Linked DNA regions of Mus musculus: region 1 is linked to region 2. The links are chromatin loops, found by intact Hi-C in ENCODE. Cell type or tissue: left cerebral cortex. All regions are shown on one strand. Links, peaks and the distances in the headings refer to the core of each region. The heading gives the core; the rest is flanking DNA. Region 1 holds the start of LOC115487945 (a long non-coding RNA gene). Region 2 overlaps Lin52 (lin-52 homolog (C. elegans)).

Region 1 (9,228 bases), core at 337-8,336, 70 kb after region 2:
TTGCCTCCACCTTTGAGTGAGTGAGAGAGAGAGAGTGTGTGTGTGTGTGTGTGTGTGTGTGTGTGTGTGTGCACGTGATCATGTCTGCCTGTGCATAGGTCAGAGAGCACTGTTGGATGTCTTTCTCCATTGCTTCTCCAAGCCTGAGGAATCTTGTCCCCACCTTCCTAGTGCTGAGACTGCAGGCATGCCCCGCTAGGCCTGGATTTTTACATGGGTCCTGGGACTCCAACTCAGGTCTCTGCAAGATGAGGTGTCTGGTGGAAAAGACAGGAAAGAAGCAGGAAGACTAGGCCTTGTCCTGAGACATAACAGCCAACCCCAACCTGGGGCATCAAGCCCCGACACCTGGGTAGGCTCTGGGGGATCCTGAGGAGGTTTGACCCATACATCAGTAGAAACAGATGACAAGATGAGAATAGTAAATCCTAAGGTGGCCACATCTGCTCCCCTCCTCTGCCAGAATGTGTTTACCAAAAAGGTCAAGTCACAAAGAGAGCAACATGGCGGACTTGTGTAGCTCTGAGTCCTGCCTGGCCATTACCATAGCTATGAGGCTTTCAGCCAGATGAGAGGGGTGGCTGGATCCGATGATCCCTCCAAAGGAAGAGGGGAGCACTCCAGAAGGGAGGATGGCTGAGGCAGTTGTGACTATGGGAGGACTGTAGTGCAGGCGACACTCTCCAATCTTACCAAAGATTGATGCAAATTGGTTTGGCTCTGACCCTGTCACACCAGGAAGGATAATGATTCCAGCACAGGCGGGGGGGGGGGGGGGGGGGGGCTGTGAGGATTGGTGGCTCACTTCATGTCTTCATTAATGATCTGAAAGACTGGGGTAAACAGCATGCTAATGAAACCTGCGGATGATTGGTGTTACCAACCCCAGAGAGGACAGGAAAATCGCACAGCAAGACCCAGAGAGCTTAGAAATATGGGCCGGCGATTGTCAAATGATTCGTCCTAGGAAAATGAAAGTAGACACGTCAAGGAGAAATGATGGAGGTGCCTCTGGGTGCGGGGAGGACTGCGAGCCTGTGAAGCAGAGATGGGTGGCAGGGTTGGAAGGTTAAGTAAGGGGACAAGAGTGCAGGAAACATGGAAGATCCAGCCTCGAGGACCCAGGGACAAACACAGCACCCGGGGCTAGGTGTGCCCAATTGTGCACCTGAAAGCCACACGGGTTCTACTTGTCCACTAGACAGTGTCAGCTCCTGGATCCTTCTACAAGGCTGGGTGTGACCAAGCCCTGACCTGACCTTACTTACACGTAAACCATCAAGGGGCTTGGGGGACTTAGGAGCCATTTTGACCCATTTGAAGAAACAATTTCAGATAGATAGATAGATAGATAGATAGATAGATAGATAGATAGATAGATAGATAGATAGATATAGAGATCATGGATAGAGAGGTAGAGATGGATAGAGAGATCATGGATATAGAGGTAGAGATGGATAGAGAGATGATGGTTAGAGAGATCTAGGTCTGCTTCCTGATCATATATAGTAAGCACTTGGGGTGGAGTTTGGTGTGACTGTCCTCTAGTTTTATTTCCTGAGCTATAATAGTCACTTTTCAATTAAATTATGTCCCCTTCCCCTTTGAGACAGCACGGTAGACCTGGCTGTTCTAGAATCCACAGATAGTGTGGAGACGGTTCAGCAGTTAAGAGCACTTGTTGCTCTTGCAGAGAACCCGAGTCCCGTTCCCTGCACCCACATCAGGAGGTACACAACTGCAGCTTCAACTGATCTGACACCCTCTCCTAGGCTCGGTGAGCACCCACATCCACTGCGTTCATTTACATAGACATGCACATGCACACACATAAATCTTGAGAGGTTTACGCCACCATACCCAGTCCACTCCCAGCCACGTTCTTTTCAGAGTAACAAATAAAATCCTGATGCCAGAGATTTGGAGCAATAAGTCTGCATGAAACTGTGATAACAATGAATTCACGTGCATTTGATGAAACCTCGGTCCAAAGGAATTCCCAGCCTGAGGCCTCAGAAGCCAACTTTCCATTGCAATCTGTTTGTAGGGGAAAATGGCTTCTTTCTTTCCTCCTCCTTCTCCCTTCTCCTCCTCTACTTCCTCCTCCTTCGTCTTTTTTTGAGATAAGGTCTTAAGTACTATATGCAAGACCCAAACTTTGTAGCAAAGGCTAATTGGAATTCCTGGTCCTTGACCCGAGCCTCTGGAGTGCTTAAGTTCCAGGTGTGCAGCATCCTGCCTCAGGCTTTGTGTATGTTAGGCGATCACTCTACAACTGATGCTGAATCATGGTACCTAACCGTCGCGTTTGCTGTAAACCCAGCAGCTTCCTAAGATGGTGGGCAATCCCTCAAATGGAATAATTGACTACACTACTTTAAACCCACATTCTCCTTTTTTTCTTTCCCCGCTTTGAGACAGGGTCATACTCTATAGCCCTGGCTGTCCTGGAACTCACTATTTATGTAGACCAGGCTGGCCTCAAACTCACAGAGATGTGCTGCCTCTGCCTCCTACATGCTTGGATTACACATTCTGCTTTTTGATGGGTTTGGGAGCCAGGCATGGTAATGCAAGCCTGTTCTAACCCTAAGAAGGCTGAGGCAGGAGGATGGTGAGATTGAGGCCAGCTTGGACTACATAGTGAGACCATATATCAAAAGGAAAATTTTAACCATCTAGAGACTGCCATATCCGGGGATCCATCCCATAATTAGCCTCCAAACGATGACACCATTGCATACACTAGCAAGATTGTGCCGATAGGACCCTGATAATAGCTGTCTCTAGTGAGACTATGCTGGGGCCTAGCAAACACATAAGTGGATGCTCACAGTCAGCTATTAGATGGATCACAGGGCCCCCAATGGAGGAGCTAGAGAAAGTATCCAAGGAGCTAAAGAGATCTGCAACCCTGTAGGTGCAACAACATTATGAACTAACCAGTACCCCGGAGCTCTTGACTCTAGCTGCATATGTATCAAAAGATGGCCTAGTAGGCCATCACTGGAAAGAGAGGCCCATTGGACACGCAAATTTTATATGCCTCAGTACAGGGGAACGCCAGGACCAAAAAGTGGGGATGGGTGGGTAGGGGAGTGGGGGGGGGGGGAGGGTATGGGGGACTTTTGGGATAGCATTGGAAATGTAATTGAGGAAAATACATAATTAAAAAAATATTAAAAAAAGGAAAATTTTAGTGCAACCATTGTTAATTCTACTTCTAGGTGTATGACCAATAGAAATAATTGTCCACCAGCAGACGCTGCAAGAATATTGGTAGTGCTGCCTTTAATCCCAGCACTAGGAGGCAGAGGCAGGTGGATCTCTGAGTTCAAGGCCAGCCTGGTCTACAAAGTGAGTTCCAGGACAGCCAGGGCTATACAGAGAAACACTGTCTCGGGGGCGGGGGGGGGGGGTATATTGGTAGCTACCTCATCCATGCAAAAGCAAAAAACAAAAAAACAAAACAAAAGTGTCAAGCAAAAAGAACAACTTTTCAAATCTTTTCTTGCATTTTTGTGTTGTGTGTGCGCCTGTGGTATGAAGAAGGGCACACACTAGGACTGTGCCTGATTGAAGTTCTGTAACAGTCTGCAGACATGCCCGCAGTCAGGGCAGCTGTGACTGGGGGTATTGTCTAGAGAGGACACAGGATCGGGGGGGGGGGGGGGGGGGGGCTTGAGTCTGAGGCTTACACCTTCCCTGAGCTGGGCATGAAGCCCTGTGAACCTGCCCGCCTGTGAGCTGTGCTTCGCACTGATGGGCTCTTGGATGCTCCAAAGGAAAATAGCAGCGAAACCTGCTGCTTTTCACTTTCAAATGACAGACCCGTAGGAAGCCTGGGGGCAATGCCACAGAGGATGTAAAAGCTCTCAGGTCCACCCTGAGCTTTGGAATGAGAAGAGAATGGTGATGTCCTTTTGCTGCTGCCTGTCACTCTTCCACAGCAACTGAGCCAGGCTAGCGAGCCTGTCTTGTGACTTGGCACTACACAGAGCCGCTCGCTAAACACCTAAAGGCCCACGCTTTATGCTTCTTGTGAGGGAGAAACACAATTGTGTTCAGCCCTTACTGAGAAGCCGGAGCAAAAATTGAATGTGTGTGACTGTTTTCCAGAGCCTGACATACCAAGGATACTTAGAGCACAGTCACTGAGTGAGCGGATGCCTGGATCCAGCCACCTAAAGAGGTGTGTAACTACTATGTCAAAGCCAAAATGCATGTGTGCGTGTGTGCATGTGTGTGTGTGTGTGATGCACCTGTGTGGTGTGTGTGTGTGCACACATGTATTCGTGGGTGAGGACCATCTCCAGTGTTGGCCTTTGCCTTCCACCTTGTTTGGACAGGGTCCCTTGCCGATCTCTGCAGCCTTTCTTTGCTCAGGGAGCGGGCCCAAAAGCATCTTGGGATTCTCCCATGTCCAGCTCCCGGGTGTGCTGGCAGTACAGGCGCACACTGCTGTGCCCAGCTCCCCATGGCTTCTGGGGCCGTAACCCAGATCCTGGAGCTTGTGGCACAGTCATTTTACCCACTGAGCCATCGTCTCTGTCTAAATGTGCTTTTTAGTTCCCAAGACAGCGACTCTCAGCCTGTGGGTCACAAACGACCCCCTGGGGTCAAATATCAGATATTTATGTTATAATTCATAACAGGAGCACACTTACAGTTATGAAATAGCCATGAAATAATTTTATGGTTGGAGGTCACCACACATGACATGTTCAAGGGTTGCAGCATCAAGAAGGTTGGGAACCACTGATCTAAGCCAGGAAGATGTTCCCTCCTAAGAAAACTAGGCATTCCAGATCTTTCCAGAACTCAGACTTGTGAGACTTCTATTCTGGGTTGGGAATTCCCTCAGATGGAAGTGAGGGACCACTGGCTGGTTTATCTCTTAAGCACATTTCTATGTTATCTGCACACTTGTAACCATTAGCCTCAGGTAGCTATTAAGTCTAAATTAAAAGTAAGTAAATATTTAAAAATTCAGCCCCAGCAGAAATACATGTGTCTGCCTACCATGAAGTGAGGAAGCCAAAAGGCAACGTTGTAAGATCCTGCTTCATGCTGTTTGGACTTAGACCTTCCAAACTGTGATCAAATAAAATCTCTCTCCCTTTCCATGTCTGTCTCTGTCTCCCCCTCCCTCCATCCCTCCCTCCTCTTTTTTTTTTTTTAATTTAAAGATGTCTATATGTCTGTATCTGGGTGATGATGCATGTGGATGTAATACCTGTAGTGGCCAGAAGAGGGCATCAGATCCCCAGGAGCTGGAGTACCTACATTGTGGGTGCTAAGAACCAAATTCACAGGGGGCTGGTGAGATGGCTCAGTGGGTTAGAGCACCCGACTGCTCTTCCGAAGGTGCAGAGTTCAAATCCCAGCAACCACATGGTGGCTCACAACCATCCGTAACAAGATCTGACCCCCTCTTCTGGAGTGTCTGAAGACAGCTACAATGTACTTACATATAATAAATAAACAGCTACAATGTACTTACATATAATAAATAAATAAATAACTCTGAAGACAGCTACAATGTACTTACATATAATAAATAAACAGCTACAATGTACTTACATATAATAAATAAATAAATAAATAAATAAAAAAAAGAACCAAATTCACAAGAGCAGTACGTACTTCTAACCACTGAACCACCTCTCCATCCTCTTAAAAAAAAAAAAAAAAAAAAAAGACCACATTTCAAGGGTTCAATGGCCACACGTGGCCAATGGCCACCATGTTTGTCTGTGTAGAAGAAGAAACCAAGTGTTCCCGCCCTTGTTCATGGCGCTACTCTGCCATTATAGCAGTATTGTTAGGGCTTATGGGGGGTGGGGGGGTTAATTGTAAACTGATTTTTGAAAAGGTGATAAGTACAAGCCAAAAATACGCCTCCCATTTCCTGTACCTCCATCCACTGAGCTACTTGTGGGAACTATACACTGTTATATACGTGGCTTTTCCCCCTATTTAATGCATTTTGGATCCTGCTCATATATATTCAATAGTAATATACTGTACTACGGGGAGGTACCATAACTTAGTCGCTGATGGACTTTTGGGTGATTTCCAGTCTTTCCAACTGGGATACGCAGGAAGGTTCTGCAGGCTGCGCTGTAATGAAATCCTTGCGCATACATGTAAATCCTCAGAGTGCGTTAATAGCAGGGAACTCTTGGGTCAAAAGCTACATATACATTGTAATATAGATCACTAAATTGCCCCCTAAAGAGGTTGCGACAAGAAGACCTGATCCCCACACCATCAAACACTCTTGTGCTGTGAATGCAAATGTCCACAGTGACACTAGTTCTCCAAGGGAGGGGCTTCCCATTGCCTCTGACAACCTGCCCTCTTAGACTATCTCCCAGTCACGTCTTCCCACTGCCAAGGATAGTGAACATTCTTTAGGTTTTACTCATTGTGTGTGTGTGTGTGTGAGAGAGAGTGAGTGTGTGTGATGTGTAAGTGAGCACAGGAAGATGTTTGCCACAGTGCAAGTGTGCAGGTGGGAGGGACCTTCCAGACTCAGTTCTCTCCTTCCACCCCGGTTCCAGGGATCAAGCTTGGGTCATCAAGTTTGCACCCACTGACCCATCCTGCCAGCCCAGTCAGTGACATTTAACTGGGTGCTTCCTAGGCCTTGCCTCTGTGTCCCATGAACTGTTCACAGTAACCAAATGAGGTAAGGTAGACATTGTTATCCTGTTTTACAAACGAGCCCCGGGCTTAGAGAGCATTTAGGTCAGTTGGAGTCTCCTAGCTCTAGGCAGAGCTGGGATTTAACCACAAGTCGGCCTCTCTTCAAAGCCTACCCCTAGTACCAACAGGCTCACCTGCTCCCCAGCCCCTTCTCACTATGTGAGCTTCGGGCTTCCCCATTCTCCTGCTAGGGTCCAGTTCTCTCTCGGGTCCATTTGCCCTTCATTCTTGTTCTCTCTCCTCCCTAGAGCCAGAGCAGACGTCTCCATTCGGGACTCCTTACTCTTCAGTACCAGTTCCCTCTACTCTTGATCTTGAGACTGCCCTACCTGAACCCCGGATCTGCCCAGCCCTCCCCTAGGTGATGCCTCAGACTTTGGGGTTGGAAGAGCTGGGGAGGGGAGCAACGGTTACCATCACCTGACCGTACCCAGCCAATTCACAAAGACAAGATGTCAAGTTAATGAGCCTGTAGGCTTCTAATTAGCTGTCAATTACCTCAAATTAATCAACTCCTCGCCTAATTAAGCATTATCGGCAGGTGGGCACAAAGCAGACCATTGTGTGGGAGCCATGAGAAAAGCTGGGCTGGCAAACTTGGTTAGGATCAGTGCTGTGCACCGCAACAGCCTCCCTACAGCTCTGAGCTAGCGGACAGCTAAGAGGCACCAAGGACCTCTCTCCCCACTACTGGGGTCTCCAGGACCTCCTGAGGAACTGAGTGAGTGGACAGGGAGATGTAGAGCTCAGAGTCCGGTGGGACTTTAGGGAAGTGGATCAGTAGGAATGGAGAGCCATGAAGAACCCTCAAGAGCAGCCCCTGACCCCTGAGATCCTGGGCAGGAGTGGAGCCAAGAGGAGGCCGGGAGTTGAGGCTCCCAGCGGATGTGAACTCTGTGGCACTGGAAATGACTTAGACTTCTTTGGGCTGCTTTTCCATTCTAAAAATTGAGAAGACTTTTTCAAGGCCTTCCCAGACCTCTGAGACTCTCCTTGGGAAGTGCCTGGTCCACACTAGTCAGTGTGTTCAGTGGTGTAACAGTGGAGGCGAGCCACACACAACTCAGCGGCTTCGCCTAAGAACTGCTCAGGGTATGGAGTCGGTACCTCTAGGCTCCTGACAGTCCCCAGCTTTCAGTACACCCCTGAAGACTGTGAATTGGTGCTCTACAACATGCCAGGTGCTGGAGGCTGAGGTATTCTGGCTACATCTGTGTCCCCATCTCTCTACACCTTTGGGTACCCAGGGCTCAGGTGTCCCTCTCCACTCACAAAGAGCCCTGATACAATACATGGCTCATCATATGAGTTAAACACCCATCTCCAACTAAAGAAGTGGAAGAAAGGGCCCTGTCCAACTTAGGTGGGAGGTGCAAGGCCTAAGGAGCCAGGCCTTAGGACAGACCTTGGGTACTGAGATTACATTTCTGATATGGTCCTGGCAGCTGAATACTTTTGACCCTGGGACAGGGTGAGCTTGGCTGCTGGGACTCCAGCACACCGAGTATGTTCACCATCTCCACCCTGGCACCTGACATCATCTTCCCTTGTGGGGCGATGGAGGCCACTTGTCTTTCACTTCTGTGGAAGCTTGGAGACGTTCCCTCATCCCTGGTATAAATCAGTCACCTAGCAAACATTTATTGTGCTTGCTGATCAAGGGTCACAGTGGAAAGGGAGGTGGCTGGGCAAACAGAATTGTTAATGTTGTGCCCTGGAGATGAAAGGGACAGTAGGCCCTTAGGAAGTGCCTACTGTGTGCTGGCAGGAATAGCATATAAAAAAAATTGGTGAATATATTATTTGTGTCCATAGGTATGTTTAATGGGTTGTTTATCAAGATAGATGCTGTGTTTACAGTATTTGTTTAGCCAGAGACTCAGTGTATAGTCTAGGCTGTCCTTGAACTCACAGTCCTCCTGTTCAGCCTCCTAAGCGCAAGGTTTACACACATGCCAGTACATATATACACGCATGCCAGTACACATATACATGCATGCCAGTACATATATACACACATGCCAGTACACATATACAGGCATGTCAGTACATATATACACGCATGCCAGTACATATATACACACATGCCAGTACATATATAGTTTTGGTTCCTTTATGTCTTTGGGTTAGTTGGTTTGTTTGTTTAATTAATTAATTAATTTTTTACTTATTCACTTTACATCCAGATCACTGCTGCCCTCCTGGTCTCCTCCCACAATTCCTCTCCCACCTCCCCTTCTCCTCTGAATGAGTGCCCCCCCCCCCCCCGTATCCCCTCATCCTGGCACTTGAAGTCTCTGTAGGCTAGGTGCTTCCTCTCCCACTGAGTGCAGACAAGGCAGACCAGTTAGTAGAACATATCCTACCGGCAACAGCTTTTGGGATAACCCCTGTTCCAGTTGTTCAGGACCCCCATGAAGGTCAAGTTGTACATCTGCTACATATGAGCAGGGAGGCCTAGGTCTAGCTTGTGGATTTCTTTGGTTGGTGGTTCAGTCTCTGAGAGCCCCAGGGGCC
Region 2 (9,228 bases), core at 316-8,315:
CTGCAATCATCTTAATAATCAATGCCTTATCTGTGCCATTTTTAGTGCAGTAAACTTTATGATTGTCATATCAAGAAGATGCTGCTACCAAACATTTTTTAGCTGCACCATTTCTAGCTAGTTGTAGCTGCAGTCGCTGCATCCTGTCTAATCATCTGCTGAGAAAAATATTTTCCCACTTTTTATTATAGAAAAAAGTTAAACAGACTAAAGGAGAGAACAGGATAGTAAGGTCATGTCTGTGACACAGTTTCTGTAATCAGCTTATGTCCAGTTCGGCATCCCTTATATAAGTAACCTCTCATAGTATTACAGTCATTCTAAAGCAGGCCCACTGCCTGCATCACCACTAGTGCCAAAGGGCTTCATTTGTATTTCTAAAAGATAAGACTTTAAAAACATCATAACCACATTTCCATTGTTACTTTTTAAGGGAGTCTTACAGGCCAGGCATGATGGTGCACATCTGCAATCCAACACTTAGAAGTCTGAGGCAGAAAGATTGTGAGTTTGAGGCCAGTCCTCTGGGCCATATAGTGAGTTCCAGACCAGCCTGGGCTATCTTGGCAACCCTTCTAGATAGAAGGGATAGGGAGGAGGTGTCTAACCATGTTGCTTAGGATTCTCTCAAACTCATGGTCTCAACATCCCAAGTAGTTGTACTACAGACCTGTACCACCATGTCTGGCTTATGCCTAAAAAGTTCTAACAAGCTACTCAATATCTTAAACTACCCAGCCATGGTTCATATTTCCCTGGTTAAATTACAAATGACTATACATACAGTTGGTTTCCTTTAGTCATGATCTACATAAGGGTTATAAGCTATATTTAATTGATATTCTCTTTTAGTCTGCTATCTAGTTTGACCTTTTATATCTTTTTCTTGCTATTTGCTAAATTTAGTGACTTGCTCTAGAATTTGCCATATTCTGTATTTTGTTGATTATATCCTTGAAGATGTACTTATGATTGTATACATGACTATCTTTTTATTTCATGGAGGTTAGATTTGGAAGTTTGCATTGATACAGGTTTCATTTTTTATTTTAATTTTGGCAGGAATATTTTTTAGGTGGTGTGTCTAAGGATATTGTCTGCTCATCTCTTTTCAGTTAACACTAGGATCGGGAGTTGATGAAGGTATTGCCAGCCTGTCTACTCTCCATTATTAGCCTTTACCCACAGTAGCAGCTCTTGGTTACTGTCTAGTTCCATGATTTCAGTGAAGGTTGTAAGACTGTGATAATCTTATTCTGTCATCCCTTCTTTTTTTAATATTTTTAAAGATTCATTTATTTATTATATGTAAGTACACTGTAGCTGTCTTCAGACAATCCAGAAGAGGGAGTCAGATCTTGTTATGAGTGGTTGCTGGGATTTGAACTCCGAACCTTCAGAAGAGCAGTCCGGTGCTCTTACCCACTGAGCCATCTCACCAGCCCCTTCATCCCTTCTTATTATTCTGAACTTTCTTATAAAGAAGTGATCAACCATTTGAAGTCCTCAAAAGTCGTTCCCATTAGAACAGAAAAATAAATGGCTTGTTTTACTTACTAGTTCTCAGAATAATGAGTTTGTTCACAAGCATCAGTGAAGTCTATCTTATTGGATTCCCACAGCATAAAAACCCACAATTAAAGCATTATTACTATTAACTGTTCTTAATATAATTTTAAATTTTATAAATTTCATCATTTAAAATATATCCTGCAAATACTGGTACAAGCATTTAATCCCAGAATTTGGGAGGCAGAGGCAGGTGGATTGCTTTAAGTTCAAGGCCTGAAGAATTTCAGGACAGCCAGTGCTATGTAGAGAAACCCTGTCTCATAAAACAAAACAAAAACCTTACAAGTAAATAAAAATATTATACTCCAAAATTAACCAGACCCACAGACTGTACAAGTCAATAAATCTCTATACAGTTAGAATATGCATTTAGAATGGAAGCTGTGGAGCTTCACATTAAATTGTACACTTGCAATATCAATAGTTTATGCAGTGTTGTCTTTGGTGGTGGAAAAATGTTTTTAATTTTCCAATTAATTAATTAATTAATTAACTTTCTTGTCCACACATTTGTACCGCAGTCAGAGAACAACTTGGGAGAGCTGGTTCTCTCCATCAGTGTGGGCTCCAGGGAATTCACCTGAACTCATTAGGTTTGATGGTGTGTCTCTTACCCACTGAGTCATCCTTACTGCCATGGATTTGTGTTTCTAAGAACTGAAGACATTGGGACTAGGGTTAGTTGCAGTCAACTAAGTCATCTTAATCACTGAGACAGGATTTATCTTTGTAGCCTTGCCTAAACTAGAACTCAGTTTGTAGACCAGGCTGGCTTCAAACTCAGAAATATCAGCCCACCTCTGCCTCTCCAGCTCTGGGATCAAAGCAGCAAGCCACTCTGCGATGACTTTAATCACTGAATTTAAACTGAATAACAAAGACTGTTTTCCTGCCAGTGTAGGTAGGATAAACACAGCACAGACTCTTAAATTGCCTTTCAGTTCATAACTGAGCCTGTTTCCACGTCTGTAACTGTACTTTGTAATGCACTGCCATTTTCTTGACCATAGTGAATTTAGTTGAGGTAAGAAAATGCTTTAAGTTAGAAATGGAGAAGATTACATTGATACTGTATTTGACTTCTTGGATACAGTGTCTTTGTTTTAATGTGTAGAGTATTTGCATAAAAAACATCTTTTTTTTCCCCCTCTTAGATTCTTCATCTGCTCTAGGGGCTGTCCTTCATTTGACATCTTAATCGGGATTTCAGTGTCTTGAGTGTTCTCTCCTACATTAATTGAAAGGATGACAAGGGTGAAAAATAAGCAGTAGGAACTGATGGGTCCTGGGAACCACTGATACTGTTTCCATGCAAATATCTGCCCTGATGAAGATGATGAGATGAAAAATGCAAAAAATATTTAGCCTCAAAGCATAACTGTCAGTTCACAGTATCCTTAAGTGTTAGTACATGAATAACAAGAACCTTGTAGTGCTGATGATAACTAGATTGTATCTTTTGAAAGGTGAGCCTTACCCTACACTTTGATTTGATACATGGTTATCTGTCAGATAACCCTTTTGGAGTACAGGTTTTAGAATACAATAACTTCTTTGTGTAGATTCGTTTCATTTTTACGGTACTGTTGCCATTCTTGGGATGTGTTATATTTGTTTTAGCTCTTGGACTAAATGTAATTTTTTAAGATAACAGTCATTTTTGAGGCTGCCTTTGTATGTAGTCTAAATGCAGAAAGCATTTAGAAAGTTTGCAGTGTGTAAATGTTTGCTGGTGGAATAAAGGAATGGCCAGTTGTTGATACCCTGAGAGGAATGACACAGTTATCTAATGAAGCTCATTCCTTAAAACTCAAAGGATGAAAGCTTCTGAAAATTGTTCTAGTATTAAGTAATTGGTGTTTTAATGATGAGGAGTAGTGTTTGTAGATCTTGTGATACACACACACAGACACACACACACACAGACACACACACATACACACACACACACACAACACATTCATTATCTTAGTTAGAAATTTCACCACAGTGGTGAATAGAAGTGGTAAGAATAGATGTCCTTTTTGTCTTTCTGATCTTGGGCAGAAAGCATTTAGTATGGTGTTAAAGACTGGTGAGTTCATAGATAATTTTTAATCATGCATGTTCGTTTAGCAGTTTGAGTGAGATTGTTATTTGGCTAGATTCTTAGAGTTTTAAAAAGCAACATTTTATGTAAAAACAATAATTGAGACTTCATTTTGAACTTGCAAAGGATTTATTTCATTTTTAACTGCATATATGTGTGCATGCATGCTTCTGAGTGCCCAAGGAGGCCAGAAGCAGCCGCTGCCCCAGAACTGCTGTCACTGGTCATGGTGAGCCACCTGCTACGGGAACTGGAAACCAAATCATATCCTATACAAGTAATGTATGCTGAGTTCTTTACTACTGAGGTATCTGGCCAGCCCACATTTAAACCTGTTACTTCACTCAATTAATTACATTGTTGAAGTTTGTACCAATGTATGGTATAAAGTGGTTGTACCAAAGAAAAAACCAATGTTTCCAAACTCTTCTATTAGTACCCTGTGTGCATGTGTTTTTGAAAAGTAGCTAACTATATTGAGAAATTATTCTCCTCCTACATACTTTGCTTATGGGACAGGATATTGCTTTGTATAGCCAGACTGGCTTTGAACTCAAGGTAGTTTTCCTACTTCCGCTTCCCAGGTATTAGGATTCAGAGGCATGGACCACAGTGTCTATCTAGCTCTAAGGACAGTTAGCCCTGTTGAATTCAAGTTTTAATCTGTGATTAAAGGAGGCTAACTGTGACTCTACACTCTAGGATTACTTCTTTGGTGTCAAGGTTTCTTGTCTGGCTTTTATAATATGACCTATTCAATACTGGCTGTACTGTGTCTGTGTCCTTGGTGAAAAGGAAAAAAAAAATCATCTCGTATCTCACCTCTAGATGGCAGCATAGGTCTTACAGTCCTTCTAAATCTGCCATACTGCTTGAACTGGGCTTTTGATTTAGGGAAAGCAGGTTTTAAAAAATTATTTGTTTGTTTGTTTGTTTGTTTATTTATTTATTTATTTATTTAATGTATATGAGTACACTGTAGCTGTGCAGATGGTTGTGAGCCATCATGTGGTTGCTGGGAATTGAACTCAGGACTTTTGCTCGCTCCGGCCCTGTTTGCTCTAGCCAGTAAAGCAGTTTTTGTGGGGTTTATCGGACTGTTTGTCTAACTTTTTCCTTTTTTTCTTTTTCTTTTCATTCATTCCTTTTTTTTCATTGCTCCATCTCATTTTTTAAAACTCATTTCCCTTTTGAAATAATGTATATTTTCGATGCTCAGAGTCCTTTAGTTTTTTTATTATCCAAAGTAGTATTTTGTACTGAATTGCAGAGGTTGGATCGTCAACATTCTAAAGGTGTGATTGTTCAGTTCCATTCTCATCCTTGGATAAAGGCTCTAAGAATGGGCTCGCCTGGGTGCCTCTCTTACTGTAGTCTGTAGTCTGTCTTGCAGTCTTAGACTCGGCTGTGTTATTCTGCACTATCAGGCAATGCCATGTTAAATGAAAACAAGAATTGATAAAATAAAAAATAAAAAATTGATAGAATAAACTTGGGCTAGTTGTCCTTAAGAAAAATTAAAGTATTTTAAAATAAGGTTTTTAAACATTAAGTCATTTTGAATGATCTGATGAAAGAAAGGAAGAAAGAAAGAAAGAGAGAGAAAAGAAGTCCCATTCAGCAGCTATTGATGTCACACAGGCTCTGGAGGGACATGAGGCTGAATAAAATACCATCACTTCACTGTGCACATTCAAATCTATGAGGGAGGGGAGAGGTGGTAAGTAATAACTCTTAATAGACCTTAGAGAGATGAGTTCTGTAAGAAAACAAAGAAGTCATTGTTTTGGAGAGAAGAGGGCAGTGTAAGCTGCTACAGGAAGAGCAAATATGCTTCCTTTTATGTCAGTATAAATTGATCAGTAAGGCCTGTCTAGAACCACTGAATTGAGGATTCTGATTTCTGAGAAGTCAGTTTAAAGGTTTATTTATTACATGTGAGTACACTATAGCTGTCTTCAGATGCTCCAGAAGAGGGCATCAGATCTCATTACAGATGGTTGTGAGCCACCATGTGGTTGCTGGGATTTGAACTCAGGACCTTTGGGAGAGCAGACAGTGCAAGGCTGAGCCATCTTTCCAGCTCCTAGAGAAGTCAGATACTCAGTTACTGATGTCTGCCCCAGGCAAGAAAAAGGAACATTGTAGCACTGTTTGAAACATTGAGAATAATAGACTCACTGGGTGGAGACGGTCCATACCTTTATGATTCTCTGGATTTTAGGCCAGCTTGGACTACAGAGCAAATTTCAGGACAGCCAGGACGACACAGAGAAGCTCTGAGTTTTGAGGTTTTTGGAGGGTGGGGGTAAGACTTGAGGAGATGGCTCAGTGGATAAGAGCACTTGTTGAATAAACATCCCCAGCTCCCACATAAAAAAACCAGGCTCAGCCATGTGTGTCTGTAACCCCAGTATTACGTTATAGGAACAGGAGATACTGGAATTCTCTGTTCCCTCAGTGGCCAGCGTCATGTTCCCTGCACACTGTGTGAAGAGAATAATAAAGTGGAGTATTGTAGCTGGTCTGTGCCACTTTGTGGGTTCTTCTCCCCCCGCCCATTTCTTCTCTAGCACTAGATAGGAGAGGGAGACTTTCGGAAGAGCAGTCAGTGCTTTTACCTGGTGAGCCATCTTGCCAGCCCCCGAAAGCACATTCTTATAATATCTCTGTGTTTTTAAAAAAAAAAAAAAAACAGAATCCCAGAATTCTTACTACAGAGAATGACAGAAGAGGACACCCAAAGCTATCTTGACTCTGCATGTGCACCTATGGGTGTACATACACACCACCAACAACCACCACCACAATGGAAATGAATTTTAAAGAACATGTAGAATCTTCATGGGTAGAAATGGAAGGGAACATAGGTGGTTTGAATATTAGGAGTTAAGTAGAGTTTTGGAAGCAACAACTGTATTGAATGGTGTGAGTGATAGAAGTGAGTTTCCAAGGACCCCAGATGGTAGAACTCAGGCTAGAACAGCATAAGATACAACCATAGCTTATCACTACGAGGTGACTGCTGTAAACATCTGATGTCTCTTGGCTCCTTTTATTCCCTTTATTCATGGATTTATACTTGCCCATATAGATACACAGGGGCACCTGCTTAGGTTTTTTGTTTGTTTGTATCATTGTTTTGGTTTGTTTGTTTGTTTGTTTGTTTGTTTGTTTGAGACAGGGTTTCTCTGTGTATCCCTAGCTGTCCTGGAACTCACTCTGAAGAGGAGGCTGGGCTCGAACTCACAGAGATTTGCCTGCCTTTGCCTCCTAAGTGCTGGGATTAACGGCTTGAGCCACCTTAAGTTTATTTTCCTCTTCCTAAAATGTCTACCACTGAAGACTGTTTAATAGGACAGTCACACGCCTGTAGGAATCCCGGGTAATGTCAGACGGAATGGGTTTTGAGAGCCCAGAGGCAGGAAGTTGAGGATGGAGCTCTAAGGGACGTGAGAATGGAGGACAGCGCAGAGTGTATCTTCAAGCTCTGGGCAAGCATCTAGACTCACCTTAGGAGATGAGGTGAAGTTAGACTTCAGCATGCTAGGGCTTGGCTTGTTTTGTTTTGTTGAGGCAGTTTCATTGCAGCCGAGGCTGACCTCAAACTCGGGTGTACAGAGGAAGACCTTGAACTTAATTCTCCTGATGAAGACTGGGATCACTTGTGCGAGCCACCAGGCCCGCTTGGTTTATGTGATGCAGAGATTGAACTCAAGATCTTGTGCATGCTAGACAAATGATGCGCTAGGTGAGGCACATCCCAGACTCTCACACTGCTCAGGGTCTCATTAGTGACGGGGAAGTCAGAAAGGGAGATAAGATGCTTGATTAACACAGCAAAAGTCATCTAAATGTGAACTGACAGTAACTGGTACCAAAAAATTGCTGCATAGCTATCTTTGGATTGTATCTGCACCAATTTAGTTCATCTTAAGAATGAAGACTGCAATTTCTATGTGGTTAGAGAAAATGCATGGGCATCTCATCTCCCAGAAAGGCGCTTCCCACCTCTCCTTTCCTACTAACATCAGGAATTAGAATTTGTTTTCATTGTCTGTGATAGACAAAAACACCTGTGAAAGTAACCCCCATTTCCATGTATATTGATCATCTCTATAGTTAAGGCTGGAGAATCAAGAGAGCATAAATTCAGATCTGGACTTGGCAGTGTACATCTCTAATGACTCTAGGTGATAGGAGAGGCATCAGGAGTTGAAGGGCAGGCAGGCTTCGCTGGCTATTGACTTTCAGGTCAGCCTGTGACCGTGTCTTGCAAGGGAAAAAAGGGATACATTTAAATTATTATAACCTAAAAAATAAGTCCTGGGAACTTGATTCAAAGGTACTATAAAAATGGCTGATAAATCTTTTTTTTTTCAAATACCATTCAAAACTTAACATGATTTCTTTTGTTTCATGCATTACCATAACATCTCACCATACTCATTACTGTGGTGTTCCTGTTTAGATAATAATACAGTATAAACTCTAGGATCCCCACTTTGAAAGGATCAAGGTTATTTCTCATAATTAGAAATTGTCAATTTAGCTTTCAAGTATTTTGTTTAAAATGTATTAAGATAATGGGAAATAGAACATGCCGGTATTTCTCATTTTTCCCTTGGTTAACAAATTAGGATGCACAAATCCTTAAATTACCTTTAAGGCTTATAAGCATTCATATCTTTTATCCATTAGTCAAGTTATTTTATAAACCCAACATTGCATCTGAAATGGTTTTACTCACAAAGAGGATTTTGCCATAAAATGCTTCTGGTCTTTTACTCCCTTCTGATTTGGGGAGGAGGGGCAGGATAGAGGAGAGCAGACAGGGCATAAATCAATTAGGATAAGATTGCTTTCAAAGTATCATTTTGTATAATACTACAATATATGTTAGCCAAGAAGATGTATATTTAGAGTAAGTAGTGTGTGTATGTGATGAATCTCAATGATAACATTTGAATCCTGGGTTCAGACCCTAGTGCTGTAATCACAGAAAGACCAAATAGGTCCATGGAAATTAGAGGGATAACCAGGTAAACTGTTCTGTATTCTTAAAGGATAACACAGCCATTAAAAATAATGTAAATATCAGAGAACATCTACTGACAGAAAGTCCTCACATGTAAGGTCAGTTCTAAGCATAAAAAAGCAGAACATTGGTCAGTGAGGTGGCTCAGTGGATGGATAACTCTGCTTATTGTCTGATAACCTAAGTTTGGTCCCTGGAACCCACACAGTATAAGATAAGAAAGTGACCCTCTGACCTCCATATATGCAGGATGTCATTCATGTGCACATATACAAAACATAAATACAAGTATGCCTATACATGTGTGTGTGTGTGCGCGCGTACGTACAATTTTTTTTTTTTTTTTTTTTTTTGATTTTTCGAGACAGGGTTTCTCTGTGTAGCCCTGGCTGTCCTGGAACTCACTTTGTAGATCAGGCTGGCCTACAAACTCAGAAATCCGCCTGCCTCTGCCTCCCAAGTGCTGGGATTAAAGGCGTGCGCCACCACACCCGGCTGTACGTACAATTTTGAACAGGGCCTTTATGTA

What was found. A loop is a pair of places that touch in the nucleus more often than their neighbours do. Peaks named below come from ENCODE experiments on the same cell type or tissue, not always from the same donor. Only the 100,000 strongest peaks of a DNase experiment are listed, where the experiment ranks them.
Region 1: a loop joins it to region 2, with 2.1 times the contacts of the local background. A loop is called at or near these places in 5 of 42 quality-filtered maps.

What each region holds. Positions count from the first base shown.
Region 1 is chr12:84,534,488-84,543,715 of GRCm38, forward strand. It overlaps LOC115487945 (a long non-coding RNA gene), which reads left to right and starts at 3,687. Exons shown (of 2, transcript XR_003950097.1): 1 at 3,687-7,072. In left cerebral cortex, for the core only: a CTCF peak has its summit at 5,236 (motif pointing right); DNase peaks (open chromatin) are centred at 4,019 and 5,252.
Region 2 is chr12:84,464,420-84,473,647 of GRCm38, forward strand. All of the region lies in intron 5 of Lin52 (lin-52 homolog (C. elegans)), which reads left to right. Among named protein-coding and RNA genes, the nearest start is that of Lin52, 18 kb to the left of the region's middle. In left cerebral cortex, for the core only: a CTCF peak has its summit at 4,485 (motif pointing right); a DNase peak (open chromatin) is centred at 4,481.